Regions from separate parts of the Homo sapiens genome. Here region 1 is linked to region 2. The links are chromatin contacts, found by Hi-C in ENCODE. All regions are on one chromosome and are shown on one strand. The core of a region is the stretch at or near the end of the contact, and the rest is flanking DNA. Distances in the headings are between cores, read along the strand shown. Region 1 holds the start of SRD5A3 (steroid 5 alpha-reductase 3). Region 2 holds the start of RASL11B (RAS like family 11 member B).

Region 1 (7,455 bases), core at 4,405-6,904, 2.5 Mb after region 2:
TCTAAGTTAAATTTGGACTAAATGAGGTCTTATTAATCACAAAGGATAATTGAAATCCCAAACTTACAAGGTTTTCAACAAAAGTAAAGTTTCCTAAAAGTTAAGTGTCACATGTATTATCCTAACTTCTAATCTTGTGGCCTTAGGCAGTCTAGTCCACAGACATGAAGAAAGTTTGCTTTAGAAAAGAATGGTTATCATCTTAGAGAGAGAGAAAAAAATTTGTTTTAAAGGTTTAAGCAAGTTTTGAAACATTAATTGTAAGGGGAATTCTGTGTGTAAACATTGGCTAAAGTTAAAGGGGTATCATCCAGTTTTTCTGTGAACTGGACATTAAAATAAAAGCACAACAGGTTTTTCTTAAAGCACTAACCTGCTCTTTAACAACAATTTAAAAGGTTAAAAAGAGTCTATAAAAATCTTACCTTATGGTCAGACATTAAAATTGGATAAATATGTCCATAAAGTTTTATTAAAATTAAGTTTAACATTAATAACACACTAATATAAAGGTAAAATTCAGCTTATCTGGTATAAAATCATGCAGGAAGCATTGTCAAATATAAAATGGTGTTTGGCTTTCTTTGGCCTAAAAACTAATAAAAATAGGTGCTAACGGAAATTTCTCAGCAAGAAGACACTAAGGACTGTAAAATCCACTGCTGATATCCCCACATTTAAAACAAAAAATCAATTTCTTGGAAATTATATACTTGGTTTCTCTTCCACCTTCTCTTCCCTTAAAACAAAAGGTCTTTTAGCACAGGCGCCGCCCTTGGAGTTTCCAGTACACCAGCACCACCCTGGGGATCACGTTCCCATCAAAGGGTAGAAAGAAGGGAAACTCAAGCCAGCCTGGGAAGGACCCTGCCTTGTGCTGCTACCCACCAAGACTGCTGTTCCTACAGCAGAACGGGGATGGACACAGCACACCCGAGTCAAGCAAGCGCCATTATCATAAGAATCATGGGCCACTGTTCCTGGATCAAGCCCTACCAAATAAAAGCTAAGAAAAGCTTAGTCTATCTCTCTTTTCCTTTCCTAACCCAGTGCCTATATCCATTACTATTCCTACCACTAGCAACTCTAACCCCACTTTAAAGCGTTTCTGTGGTCTAGGAGCAGAGGTCACTGGAAAGGATCCATAGGCTTCTTTAAGATGCGCTTTGTTCTCCCTCCTCCACCTCCTACAACTGCCCCTTTCCTAAACCTACGAAATCAAACTATGCCTCGCCTCATGCCAAATGACAAAAGCAAGGTCTCAGTAGTAGAACTAGGAGACCTAAGGTAAACCACAGCCATTGAAACAGGGTATAAAGATGTAAATGCCTGGTTAAAATGGATTAAATATTCCGTTCGCACTTCAAACAAAAGCGACTGTTAGGCTTTTGCGTACAGTAGGCCAAAGGCCCAGGTTGTTCCCTTTCCACTGGGATGGTCCTCAAATCAAGCGGACATAGAGTGCATGGTACCTCTTTTTCAAGATTCCACTGCCTGGAATAACAAATTGTACCAAGCTCTTTCTCTGCTATTTCCTGAAGCTCAACACCCTGTGGGTCAGCCCCCGAGTGCCATCCAGCCTCCATCTTCCAAAACCAATTTTACCTCTAGTCTCTAATGACAAGAGGAAAATTTTGGCATTCCTTGGAGACTTAACAGGATGCAGTGAAGTCAGGCACTTCCAAGAGCTGACCCATCAGTCTGCCCTTATTCATCCCCGAGCGGACGTATGGTGGTATTATGGAGGACCTTTACTGGACACTCTGCCAAATAATTAGAGTGGTACTTATGCTCTAGTTCAATTGGCTATCCCTTTTACCTTGGCATTTCATCAACAGAAAAAGAAAAAATCCATAGCCTGAATTCTTACCTCTTTAACAACTATAATAAGTATACTCCTTCTTCTTAGGTATTATGTTGTACCATACGTCCAGGAGTTAATCAAAACAACTAAGCCAAGACATGTTAAGCAAGTTTGAAGAGGAAAACTAAAAGAGGAGGGATTGTAGAAAGTAAAAATTTCCTCTTCAAAGTTTTCCTTCTTGTTAAAGAATAAGTCATAAGTGTTAGACATAATAGTTTTTTTTAAAGACTTTCTTCCAGCCTCCTTGCTTTTTGCTAATAACTCTCCGTTAAGCCCTATCCTATGTAACTGTTGGACATGCTCACAGGCAGGTTCCAGCTCATAGCCTATGCCCCTTCCTTATTTGGAAATGTTATTTCTTCCTTAAACCTTTCATAAGCAACTTATTTGTTCTCCCCTGCACTTACCTATTTAGGAAAGTTTCAGGTTATTAGCAAATCAGGTATCAGTTTAAGATTGTGAGGTTCTAGCCTGATCAACATGGAGGAACCCCATCTCTACTAAAAATACACAATTAGCTGGACGTGGTGGCACATGCCTGTCATCCCAGCTACTAGGGTGGCTGAGGCAGGAGAATTGCTTGAACCTGGGAGGTGGAGGTTGTGGTGAGCCGAGATCGTGCCACTGCACTCCAGCCTGGGCAAAAAGAGTGAAACTCCGTCCCAAAAAAAAAAAAAAAAAAAAAAAAAAAAAAAAAAAAAAAGATGGTGAGGTCCCAATACAGCCAATGGATGCAGGACACAGCAATAAGGACAACCCAAATGCGTAAGGGATAAATATGTCTCATTTTCCTTTGTTCAAGTTTGCTCTCGACATTGTTCCATCTGCGAATGAGCACCCTTTCTGCAGAAAGTAAAGATGGCCTTGCTGAGAGATCTTTTGTCTCTGTGCTGACTTTTCTTCATGGCACCGATTATCTATTTCTAACAGTTTTGGTATTTCTAACATCTTACATATCCTTATTAGATTTATTCCTAGACATATATTTTATGCCATTGTGAATTGTACCTTTGAAACATACAAATTTTTGTTCGTTGATGAGAAATAAAAATGTACAATTTCCTGTTTGTTGCTGGGAAATAGAAATAATATTTATGAACAGATTTTTATCTCCAGCAACCTCCCCAAACTGCCTACTAGTTCTGATACCTTATCTGTGGATGCCATTGGAGTTTCTATTATTGGAGTTTCATATAATCATCAAATAATGACAGCGTTATTTCTTACTTAGCAGTCCTTATATGTTTTATTTCTTTTTCTGATTTATTGAGATGGCTAGGGACTTAAAGCACTGACTCTAAGGATAATTGAATTTAGATTCATATTTTGAAGGTAGAGCCAACAGGATTTGCTGACAGATTGCATTTAGGCTATGAGAGAAAGACAGGAATCAAGGTTGAGTTTAGGGTTTTTGGCCTGAGCAACTGGAAAAATGGCTTTGCCGTTTACTGCAGGCAATACCAGTAGTTTGTTGAACATATAGTGCAGTTAATTAAATGAAGAAAGACAAAAATGCTCACTGATATTTATTAGCAATGATCTTTCTAACAGATGTTAGCCTGGTATTCCACTTTTGAACTAACTCACTCCAGTAAGGATTTACATTTACAAATACTCCCAGGAGGGTTTAACTTACGGCTTTCTGTTCAGCCACTGCCATCTACAGGGGGCTTCTCTGAATATAAACTGTGCATGCTGATTAAAATCTAAAAAATAGCCAGGCAGGGTGGCTCACGCCTGTAATCTCAGCACTTTGGGAGGCCGAGGCAAGCGGATCACCTGAGGTCGGGAGTTTGAGACCAGCCTGACCAACATGGAGAAACCCCGTCTCTACTAATAATACAAAATTAGCCTGGTGTGGTGTCACATGCCTGTAATCCCAGCTACTCGGGAGGCTGAGGCAGAATAGCTTGAACCCAGGAGGCAGAGGTCACGGTGAGCCAAGATCGTGCCATTGCACTCCAGCCCGGGCAACAAGAGTGAAACTCGGTCTCAAAAAAAAAAATCTAAAAAATATATGGGATGATTTTCCCCTCCAGCCTCCTCAACCCTTCCTGTTTCCACTACACACACACTCACACATACACACACACTTATCTTGTTTTCAATCTTGCCCCAGGTCAGACAACTGTAAGAGAAACTCCTACCCAGGAAACTGAGTCCCTGCAATGCACTTACAAGTAGCTTCTCTGAAAAGAAAAAGATCATGGACAGACCAGCTGCATTTACAGAGAGTTAACCTAAGAAAAATAAAGAAACAGTGAAGGGGTGCCAGGAGCATTGGCTCATGCTTGTAATCCCAGCACTTTGGGAGGCCGAGGCAGATGGATCACGAGGTCAGGAGATCAAGACCATCCTGGCTAACACAGTGAAACCCCATCTCCACTAAAAATACAAAAAAAAAAAAAAAAAAAAAGCCAGGCGTGGTTGGGGGGGCACCTGTAGTCCCAGCTATTCGGGAGGCTGAGGTAGGAGAATGGTGTGAACCTGGGAGGCAGAGCTTGCAGTGAGCAGAGATCAGGCCACTGCACTCCAGCCTGGGCGACAAAGCGAGACTCCATCTCAAAAAAAAAAAAAAGAAAAGAAAGAAACAGTGAAAGGGTGACTCCCGCAAAAGAGATCCAGGATCACTCAATAAGGCCTCATTGTCCTAGCTAGAATGCCAATTTAACCATCCTTAATCACCTGGCTGTCAAAGGACGGGTAAAGCCTTAGGTGTCTTTTGCACAAAGAAGAAAACTTTAAAAGCTTGCTCATTTAACAGTCCAAAGTCCCACTAACCTACCCACCCTGATGTTTATTCAACACACATATCGGGTATCTCATTGGGGTAAGGGTGATGAGTTGGCTACCTCTCCCCTCTTCCACTTCTCACCCACCACCCAATCTCAAAAATGTAAGCTCCAAATAAGCAGTGACAATTATCTTGTAAACCCCTCTGTCCTCAGTATCCAAAATGATGCCTGTCATACAGTAGGCATACAATACTTCAGAATTAACATTTTAAAGACTTTTAAATACTTAAAAGAGCTAGATTTTCACTTATAGTAAATAAAATCAGTGTTGTTTAAAATCAGTGAGTCAATAAATAGCATTGTCACTACCTGAGATAAATGTTACAGGAAACAGCTGATGGAATTTAAAAACTTTGCTTCTAAGGATTGGAACCCTATTGGTAAGCGACTGCTGTTTTTTAAACACAGTTTTTACCACTATGATTTTTATTATTATGTGCAATTACTTGTCTACATGTTTACATTATACACATATCCAACACATTTCCAGCATCCTAACATAATTATTCATTTTTGGGTGTGATCTGCCTTCTTTATCCATATATACACACATTCATATTAATATAGTTGTTTGCAATCATAGCTATGTATTTTTATGGTTGGTTTTGTTTTTCACTTCACATATTGTTTCCTAAACAGCTTTCCCTGTTTCTACACTCGTCATAATAATTCTCAATGACTGCATGATATTCTAACATGTCAGTGTATCATAATTTAGCTAAATAAACTAAAATGCAACATGTAAGGTTTCCATTTTTTGCTTTGGAGATAATGTTGATAAGAGTGGCAGACACGTGGTCTCGTCTGTTTTGCGTCTTTGCTTCTGATGAATCATATTCTGGAGCTCCATCTAAGAATCCCCATGCCCAGATTAGGGACTGCGAGCGACCACCCAGCGCCAGCGCGACCAGGACCAAGGACCTCCGCGGCTGAGCGGCGAGTCCGGGAGGGGCTCTGCGCGTCCCCGCCCCGCGCCGCGTCACCGACGTCCCGCTAGGCTGAGACCGGTGCGCCGCGCGCTAGTGGCCGCTCTTCCGCGGGCTAGCGGGCGGTGGGGGCGCCAGCAGCGCGGAAGGCGGGCACGCGGGCCATGGCTCCCTGGGCGGAGGCCGAGCACTCGGCGCTGAACCCGCTGCGCGCGGTGTGGCTCACGCTGACCGCCGCCTTCCTGCTGACCCTACTGCTGCAGCTCCTGCCGCCCGGCCTGCTCCCGGGCTGCGCGATCTTCCAGGACCTGATCCGCTATGGGAAAACCAAGTGTGGGGAGCCGTCGCGCCCCGCCGCCTGCCGAGCCTTTGATGTCCCCAAGAGGTAACCGCGCCCCGGTCCCGAGCCGCGGTGGTCAAGGCGCTGAGAGTTCGGGGCGCCCCGGCTCGCGGGCAGCCAGCAGGGGGCAGCAGAGGCGGGACCCGGCCTGGGAGGCCCTGGCGGGTTCCCGGGCGCAGCACGGCGCTCCCTCGGCCTGGCCCCGGCCATGCCCCGGCTGCTGCGTGGCTCCGGGGAGCAGTGCCCGGGTGTCCGCGGACGCCGAGGGAGAGCGGAGCCGCTTGCACTCAGCTGGAGGAATGTGAACTGGTAGCCGCACGGAGCCTTTCCCTGTGGGAAATGGCAACGCATCCGAATTTAGGCCTGGTCATGCGAATTTAGGCGGCAAATTGAAGTGCCCCTTGCCCCAAATTCTCCTTTTTCCCGTACCCTGCACTCCAGTGGCTCATACTCTAACTTGAGGTCACCGGGAATCATTTGTGGAAATGAAGTTAGGCCGGCTCTTCGGCCTCGGCTTCCCCCGTTTCTCTTCCCAACCCTTGCAGTGGGGACAAAGGACTGAGTCGCCCTAACCTGCACCTTGGCAGGTGCCCCTGGGGAAGGTGGCCCAAGGTGCAGGTCATAGGCAGGCCCGTCCCGAAGCTCCATTTGACTTTCGAAAAATTCTGTAACCCAGTTCAGCGAAGGATTAAATCGTCAGGTTTTAAATAGAGACCTGTTATAATTTTCTTCTTCTCCTTTTTCCACTTTAAATTCAGGACATAGCTGGAAAGAGTTGGCCAAATACTATTCGAGATGGTAGAAATAGAACAGTGCCCCTTAAGATGCATCTTAGGCCGGGCGCAGTGGCTCACGCCTGTAATCCCAGCACTTTAGGAGGCTGAGGCAGGCGGATCGCTTGAGTTCAGGAGTTCGAGACCAGGCTGGGAAATATAGTGAGACTCCGTCTCTCCTGAAAATACAAAAAATTGGCAGGGCTTGGTGGCGTGTGCCTGTAGTGCCAGCTACTTGGAATGAAGGCAGGAAGATCATCTGAGATCAGGCATTGGAGACTGCAGTGGGCTATAATCATGGCACTGCACTCTAGCCTGGGCAACAGAGAAATACCTTGTATTTAAAAAAAATTTTTTTTTAAAGGTTAAAAACATCTGGGTTGTCGCTTGAAACACTCATAGGCAGTGCCCCAGGTCCGCAGGCAACAAAGGGACAAGTATAATTTGGCTTCTAAAACTTGGATAATCTGCGAATTTTGACTGTCAGAGAAAGATGTGTCATGTGTTAACACAGAGAAGGGAGAACTAGGTCATTCTGAGGCACCCTAAAGGGAAGAAGTAGAAGTACATGAAACAAATTGATCAAACCTCCTGTTTCCTAGAGGCTCTTTTTAAGCAAAAATTACCTGTTATCCCATTTGTAATCAGGGTTGAATCCTTTTATACTTCACAGCAATTTATTTTCTGAGTTTTGAGAAAGGTACTAGTCTAGTGTACCTGGATTAAATGGCACATGTAAAATCATCCCCTGAACTTG
Region 2 (6,797 bases), core at 329-2,828:
TAAAAGTACATGGTTACCTGTAATTACAGTCTTGCAAAGTTTGATTTTATAGAAGTGACATTCAAGTCTGATTTAAACCATGCAGAAAGACATGGTGCATATTGGAAATGCTTTTTCTTTCTGACTCAAATGGCTGTTTCGTTCTAGTGATCTCCCTAGAAGTCAGCCTTTTATTATGTTTATTGTAAGGTTGTGTGTCTTTCTAATTACGTGGCCCATCCTAGAAAACTTGCTACCTTGAGATTACCTTTCTATTTCTCCTTGCATTCCTGCAAACACCTAAACCTCTGTAGACAAGAGGTTCATCTCAGAGTCTGAACTGGCTGAGGATCATAAAATTCTGTCAAATACCTGGTCAATTAAGTTCTGGCTGGAAGAGGGGGTCAAATTAGATGACTGACATGTGCGGATAAGGGCACTGGTTTATTTCACATTTTAGCCTTTAATGTGGGTGGGTACACAAAGCCACAGAGTTTGTTGCCATACCCCAACATAAAAGCCTCTGGGACAAGGTTGAAAGGGTAGCGGGGAGAGGGCCTTGGATAGCGGATGGGGTGGTTAACCCGCGACTCTGGTGACATTTTGCCATCAGCCGCTGGTGACATCTTGCCATCAGCTGCAGCTACAGAATGTTGCTCGCAGGAGGAATTTGGCCTGCCGTTGAAGATGTGTTTCTCAGATGAGACTGTAAGGGGCCGGAGCTTGGGATTTTAGGAGTGCAGGGCCCACCTCTTCCTTGGTATCAAGCCACTTAACTAAACTCTTGCGGTGTCTTATGACCAGGGACGAAGTGCGGGGCCCCTTCAGACGTCGCAGCTGGAGTAACTGTTTTCTTTCCATTTCACAGCTCTTGAAGGAGGTGTGACTGAGTGAGGCGCTGGAAAGCTTGTTCTATAATTACTTCTTGATCCGCTTCTAGGCGTGCTGTGCATGCGTCCGACCATGTGTGTTTGCGTTAGCTTGCGCCGTCGACAAGAGCCAGAGAACGTGGGTCTAGGATAAAACGTGGATGATATTTTTGCTTCAAATGTCACATTTTACGGGGGTCTAAAGGTCTTAGGCTGGAGTCTTTGCGGATGATTGCCAACTGTAGCTGAATCTATGAGCTGGGATGTACCCAAGCCAGTGCAATCGCTCCAAATCAGGGCGGGCGGCACTAAGCCGGGGAGCAAACACCGCTCCCGGCCCGCCCAGAGCAGACGCCCTAGGTTGGGGCTGCAGCGAGTGCGCGCGTGGGCTGTGGAGCCGGCGGAGGCAGCGGTCCGGAATGGCTCTGTGGAGGCTGCGCTCTCTTCCTGGCCCCGCAGCCACAGCAGCTGCCCCATGCTCGCGCGGCAGGACCTACCAGGCGCCCACCCTGGGCTGCGCCGCCTCGGACCACCCGCTGCTCCCCTCCGCCCGCTGCCTCTTCTCCCCGCGCCTCACGGGGCTCCGCACTGACTCCAGGCGCCTCCGGGGGCGTCGCGCGCGCGGAGCGGCGCCGGGGGCGGGGCCTCGTGTAGGGCGCCCCGGGATTGGCTGTGGGGAGAGGGGGCGGGGCCGGCCGCGGAGAAAACAGCCGGCGCGCCGCGCGAGTGCAGTCTGGGTCTGGAGCCTGAGCCCTGCGGAACCTCGGCGCTCGGCCCCACCCCGCCCGTACCTGCACTTATTTATTGTTGTTATTTCTTACCGCGGAGCCCCGCAGTCGGGTCCTCCCGCCCGCTCCCGCGCAGCGCTAGCATTCTCCAGTCCCTCAGTCCCTTCCCGCGCGGTGCGCCGCAGCCGAGGCGATGCGCCTCATTCAGAACATGTGCACCATCGCCGAGTACCCCGCGCCGGGCAACGCCGCGGCCTCCGACTGCTGTGTGGGCGCCGCCGGCCGCCGCCTGGTCAAGATCGCCGTGGTGGGCGCCAGCGGCGTGGGCAAGACCGGTGAGTCGTCGCGCTTAGCCCTGGGTCTGGTCTTGGACGACCCCTGACGGGAGTTGAGGCTGAACAAGGCGTGGGGAGCGGTGGGAGCTGCAGCCCGACCGCTCTCCGTCCCCGCGCAGGGAGCCGCTGCCCCTTGGGAGTGGGCTTAGCCGTTGTCTACGCCACCCGCCTGCTTCCACAGACGGGGGAAACAAGGATCAAGAATGGCCAGGCAGCTTTCTGGGGACCACCGGCACCGCCGCCATCAGAACTTTGGGGTGTTTGAGCCTCTGGCAATGCCTGGCACAGAAAGGGGAGTTAGTGAAGCTAGCCCCCCTGGGAGGTCTTGAAGGTTAGGAAGACATGGGTCTACTGGAAGGCTTAGGTGTGGCTCAGCCGGGCTCAGAGGAGGGGGTGGGCCCAGTGAGCCTTCCAGCTGCACAGAGCCATAATTCACGATGCCTTCTAGCCCCCTCCTTTTTGTCTGGAAAGAAGGGTCAAGGAGCTACAGGGTAGGAATTTCACTTGGTGGCCATCTATGGCTTTCTTTGGGAGAACTGTTTTCCAGGCAGGGGGTGGGGTGGAGAACAATCTAACTTCCAAGGTTAACACTTTGACGTTCTTTTTTCTGACGTGCAGCACTGGTGGTCCGGTTCCTCACCAAACGATTCATCGGTGACTATGAAAGAAATGCAGGTGAGACAATGCATTTGAGAAAAATTCTGTCCCATTGCAGGAGGACTGCGGTTCCCATTTTCCAGCGCTTCCCAGGGAGGTTCTTTCAGTGACAGTCCGAGCCTGAGGATCCCGCCACTTAAAACTTTCCCCAGTCCCCAGCCCTCCATGGCGCCCCCCTCCCATAACTACCATCTGGCCTCATTCCATTCCAAGCCCATTCATCATTTTATCAAGTGCCTGAAAGTATTCCCCTTGGTATGTTTTAACTATAGTGACCCCAGTTGGAAGCACCCTTTGTAGTCAAGAACCTCTCCCTTCAAAACACTCCTGCAAAAGTCGTAAAAAAAAAAAAAAGGAGTCCCTAGCTCCTTCCCCCACCCCTCTCCTTCTCTGCTGGCTGCCTTTCAGAGGTGACCTTTTAAAGCAAAGGCCAAAGGAGAGCAGTTGTAAACCTAAAGTTCCTCCTTCTTAACAAAGACAAACAACTGGATGGTAGAATTTTAGGAGGAGAATTCCCGAATAAATGAGAGGACACATTTTTCAATCCTTATGATTAAGAATAGCCACTGGGGAGGCTTAAGAGCTTTCTGCCTATGCTCTGTTAGCAAATTGCTTAACTCTGTAGACCATATGAGTACCTATAGGGGATTATTTGAAATGAGCTGTATAAGCTATCCCAAGATAAGACATGGCAGCCTTCTGATTTGATGTAGAGTTGATTATAATTATATCACATTTTTATTCCAACTGATAACATTGGCTGTGTGTTTACTAACAGTATTTGTCTAGCAAGCCATTATATCTAACGGCCAAAATACAAAGTTACAGTCAAAGAATGAATCAAGTACTCAAGAAAACAGAAACCTCACATAGGCTGAGCAAGATAATTTGCATCAAGGGAGTACTCTAAAAATGGAAACTTTGTTTAAAACTAGATAAATAAGTTTTCAAAAACTTGCAAACTTTGCCCTGGTTTTAATAAATCTAACATAGGGTTAAAATTGCTGTTGTTTTTTAAAAAAAATCTGAAGTAAGCCCACCAAATAGAAATAAACTATCGCTGTTTTGTGTGCATTTATGCATTGTGCATTTTTTTTCTAGCTTAAAACTCACAATGTTTTAAAAGTTGTACAAGAAGGAAGAACATAATCTCTTTTATTTGCCTTCATAGGTAATCTCTATACTAGACAAGTTCAGATAGAAGGTGAAACCCTGGCTCTTCAGGTTCAAGACACTCCAGGTATTCAGGTGAGAAGCTCTGAGACTCTGGGTGAAAGGGGAACCTACTTGGCTGTGGAATCACTCACTTCTTCTCAAAGTTCCTCATGCTGCAGGATCAGAGAAATTTGGGGAGTCACATCTAGACTTTTACATGTCTGACAATTCAATTGTATCTGGCTGTTGGTCGATCTTAGCATGGTTTAGTTTGGGAGATTTGGCTAGGGGGCAGAAATCTTCCTTTAGAAGGATTCAACACAGCCGGAAAGCCCAAACCGAATGCAGTTGGAATTGGTGTTTTCCTTGCTGTGGTTTAAAAGTCCAGTTTTAATATGTGTGTCTTTGGCATGAAAAACCAAGCTTCTGGGTATAGTCTGCAAATACTTGGAATCGCTTTTGTACTGGAAAGTTGCTCTATAGACAAAAGCGCCATGCTAGGGTTTTTCCCCCCGCCTCCTGAACTGGGCAGTTATCCAGGTTTAAATGCTTCCAGCTCCTATCTTTACTTCCCCAGACTTACTGTCTAGCCAGTTAATTTCCCATTTTGTGCAACTACAAAGTCGCTCTGCATGGAGTTCTCTGCAGGTCAATTTTCCACTTGAGTGTGGTAAGCTGCACTGTTATTTATTCCCACTCTGTGCAGCTGGATCAACATATTGTCAAGAAAGCTGAAGTGTGTGGGATATAAGTTGTTTATGGCCCTCAACCTGGCACTACTATGAAGGGCTCTTTTGAATTTGAAATCTACCCAAGCCCAGGCTCTTTGTACAACTGGCCAGCATTCACCTTGCCATCACTCCTCTCTTTCAGGTCCATGAGAACAGCCTGAGCTGCAGTGAACAGCTGAATAGGTGCATTCGCTGGGCAGATGCTGTGGTGATCGTTTTCTCCATCACTGACTACAAGAGCTATGAACTCATCAGCCAGCTCCACCAGCACGTGCAGCAGCTACACCTGGGCACCCGGCTGCCTGTGGTGGTCGTGGCCAACAAAGCTGACCTGTTGCACATCAAACAGGTTGACCCTCAGCTTGGACTGCAGCTAGCCAGCATGCTAGGCTGCTCATTCTATGAAGTGTCTGTCAGTGAAAATTATAATGATGTCTACAGCGCCTTCCACGTCCTCTGTAAAGAGGTCAGTCACAAACAGCAGCCTAGCAGTACACCCGAGAAGCGAAGAACCTCCCTCATTCCCAGGCCCAAGTCACCCAACATGCAGGACCTGAAGAGGAGGTTTAAGCAAGCCCTCTCTGCCAAAGTGAGGACTGTCACCTCCGTCTGAAGCAGGAGGAGCACTCAAGGGGGTTTGGTCTTCCCAGGAAGAGGGCCTGAGGTTCTCCTAGTGCAGGAACGTTGAATATTGGCAATGATTCCTGGTTCCAGAAAGGGCTGGAGCAGAAGGGCCAAGAGGGCCTGTGGAACTGCTACAGAAAAGGAAGTGTTGTTCTGAGCAGGGGGACAGGATTGATGAGGCTTGAAAGAGCCCACTGAGCCACTCTCTGAATATGTGAAATGTACTCTGTGTCTTTTCCTTTAGAGTGGGGAGGGGGCATAATCGTTTCGGTTTCTGCATTCAACTACCTTGTAAATGGTGGTCCGTTGCAGTTTCACCAAATGTATTGATGTGATTTACAGTGGGAATGAAAGAACAGATTAAGCATTGATAGGCTTTCTTTTTTCCCCCTTTTTTCTTTTTTCTCTTTTCTTCTTTCTTTTCCTCTTTTTCCCCAAGAGGAAGAATTGCTTTTCTCTTACCAGTATGATTTGTAACTCTGGAACACTATTCTTACAGAATGCCTTTCTAACCTGAAGGATACCCAGATTTCTTTCTTTATGTACAAGATGGAAAATCCCCTACCCCTCAAAAACAGGTTGAGTTTATGGGCCAGAATATTTTGTATACCAGACATTGGTAAGCTCTCATGGTTTACAGGAAGGCTCTGGTTCCCCCTCACAGGATGAGCATGCTCAGTTGGGCGTGTGTGGAGGAGCTGTGAACTTCACGCTCTTCAACCCCAGACTTTGACTGTATAGTTTTTTGTTTTTTTAACTGTTCCATCAGGAAAAAAATGTGTCAGTTGATTTTGGTGTGACTTGTGTAAATGGTTCATGGCAATGACGTTGGGTTGCTTCCTAGGCCTGGCTGAGTTGTGCCTAAGGGTGGCTGAAATACTAAAACACTTATCTTACAGCAAGTGAACAGGGGCTACCTGCCACATCCCCTCCACAGATGCACTTTAAAAAGCCACTCATGCTTTGGCTTAAACTGTAATTAATTTATTTTATGTACAATAAATCGCATTTGAAAAAGAGCAGATGTCTAACTTCGTCTCTATTGAAACGTTAACTTTCTGCCGTTTAGACAAAGTATGACCTAGTATCCTGTGATTATTGGGCACATTGAATCTGGCATTGTGCCTTTCAGGGGTTATCTCTCAAGGATCACAGCAATCCAAGGAGGTGCATTCTAGTATTATCCCCATAATACAGATGAGGAAACAGGCTTATAGAACAAGATCAGTAACTTGTCAAAGGCCACAGCCTGTAGCATTGTAAACTGCAATTTGCTGCTTTATATTCAAGAGTAGCTGATCTTCTATTCACTAACTTTGTGGTCTTCCAGGTATACCTAAGACAGATGTCTGGCTCCACATAGTCAGCACAGCCTCGAGCGTATTCTTTCTTGGACACTGAGATGACTGCTTCTTTACACATGCTTTGTTGGCAGACCTCTTCTTTGGGTATGCTGCTTTCAGGAGATTCACTTTATTCTCACTGTAGAAGCTTGCAGTCATTGATCTGGGGCTGTGAAATCAGGAGCCAGTCCCATGGACCTTTGCCACACGTGTCTCGCTAAAGCTGCCAGCTCTCTCATCTATGCCACTTGGGCCTAGAAGCTCTTTCCTGCAAGCTAAGTGAGCCACCATCTACAGGGGGAAATAATCACAGCTGACATTTCTTTGAGTAGTGCTTTCACATACCTGATCTCATTTAAGGCCCAGGAGAACCCAG

Evidence for each region. Hi-C counts contacts between places; a loop is a spot of excess contacts on that map. Pooled maps may share reads with other maps.
Region 1: a loop to region 2 is called in a pooled map, with 7 times the contacts of the local background. The contact joins the promoter of SRD5A3 here to the promoter of RASL11B in region 2. A Hi-C loop is called at or near these places in 6 of 50 pooled maps.

The regions. Positions count from the first base shown.
Region 1 is chr4:55,340,588-55,348,042 of GRCh38, forward strand. It overlaps SRD5A3 (steroid 5 alpha-reductase 3), which reads left to right and starts at 5,655. Exons shown (of 5, transcript NM_024592.5): 1 at 5,655-5,970. The coding sequence starts at 5,750. RefSeq lists an enhancer at 5,376-6,136 and silencers at 5,588-5,757, 5,968-6,237.
Region 2 is chr4:52,860,739-52,867,535 of GRCh38, forward strand. RASL11B (RAS like family 11 member B) reads left to right here and starts at 1,579. Exons shown (of 4, transcript NM_023940.3): 1 at 1,579-1,911; 2 at 2,530-2,586; 3 at 3,740-3,816; 4 at 4,597-6,097. The coding sequence starts at 1,770. The coding sequence ends at 5,067. LOC124900700 (a long non-coding RNA gene) reads right to left here and starts at 1,467. Exons shown (of 2, transcript XR_007058115.1): 1 at 1,346-1,467; 2 at 411-993. RefSeq lists silencers at 1,143-1,632, 1,604-1,898.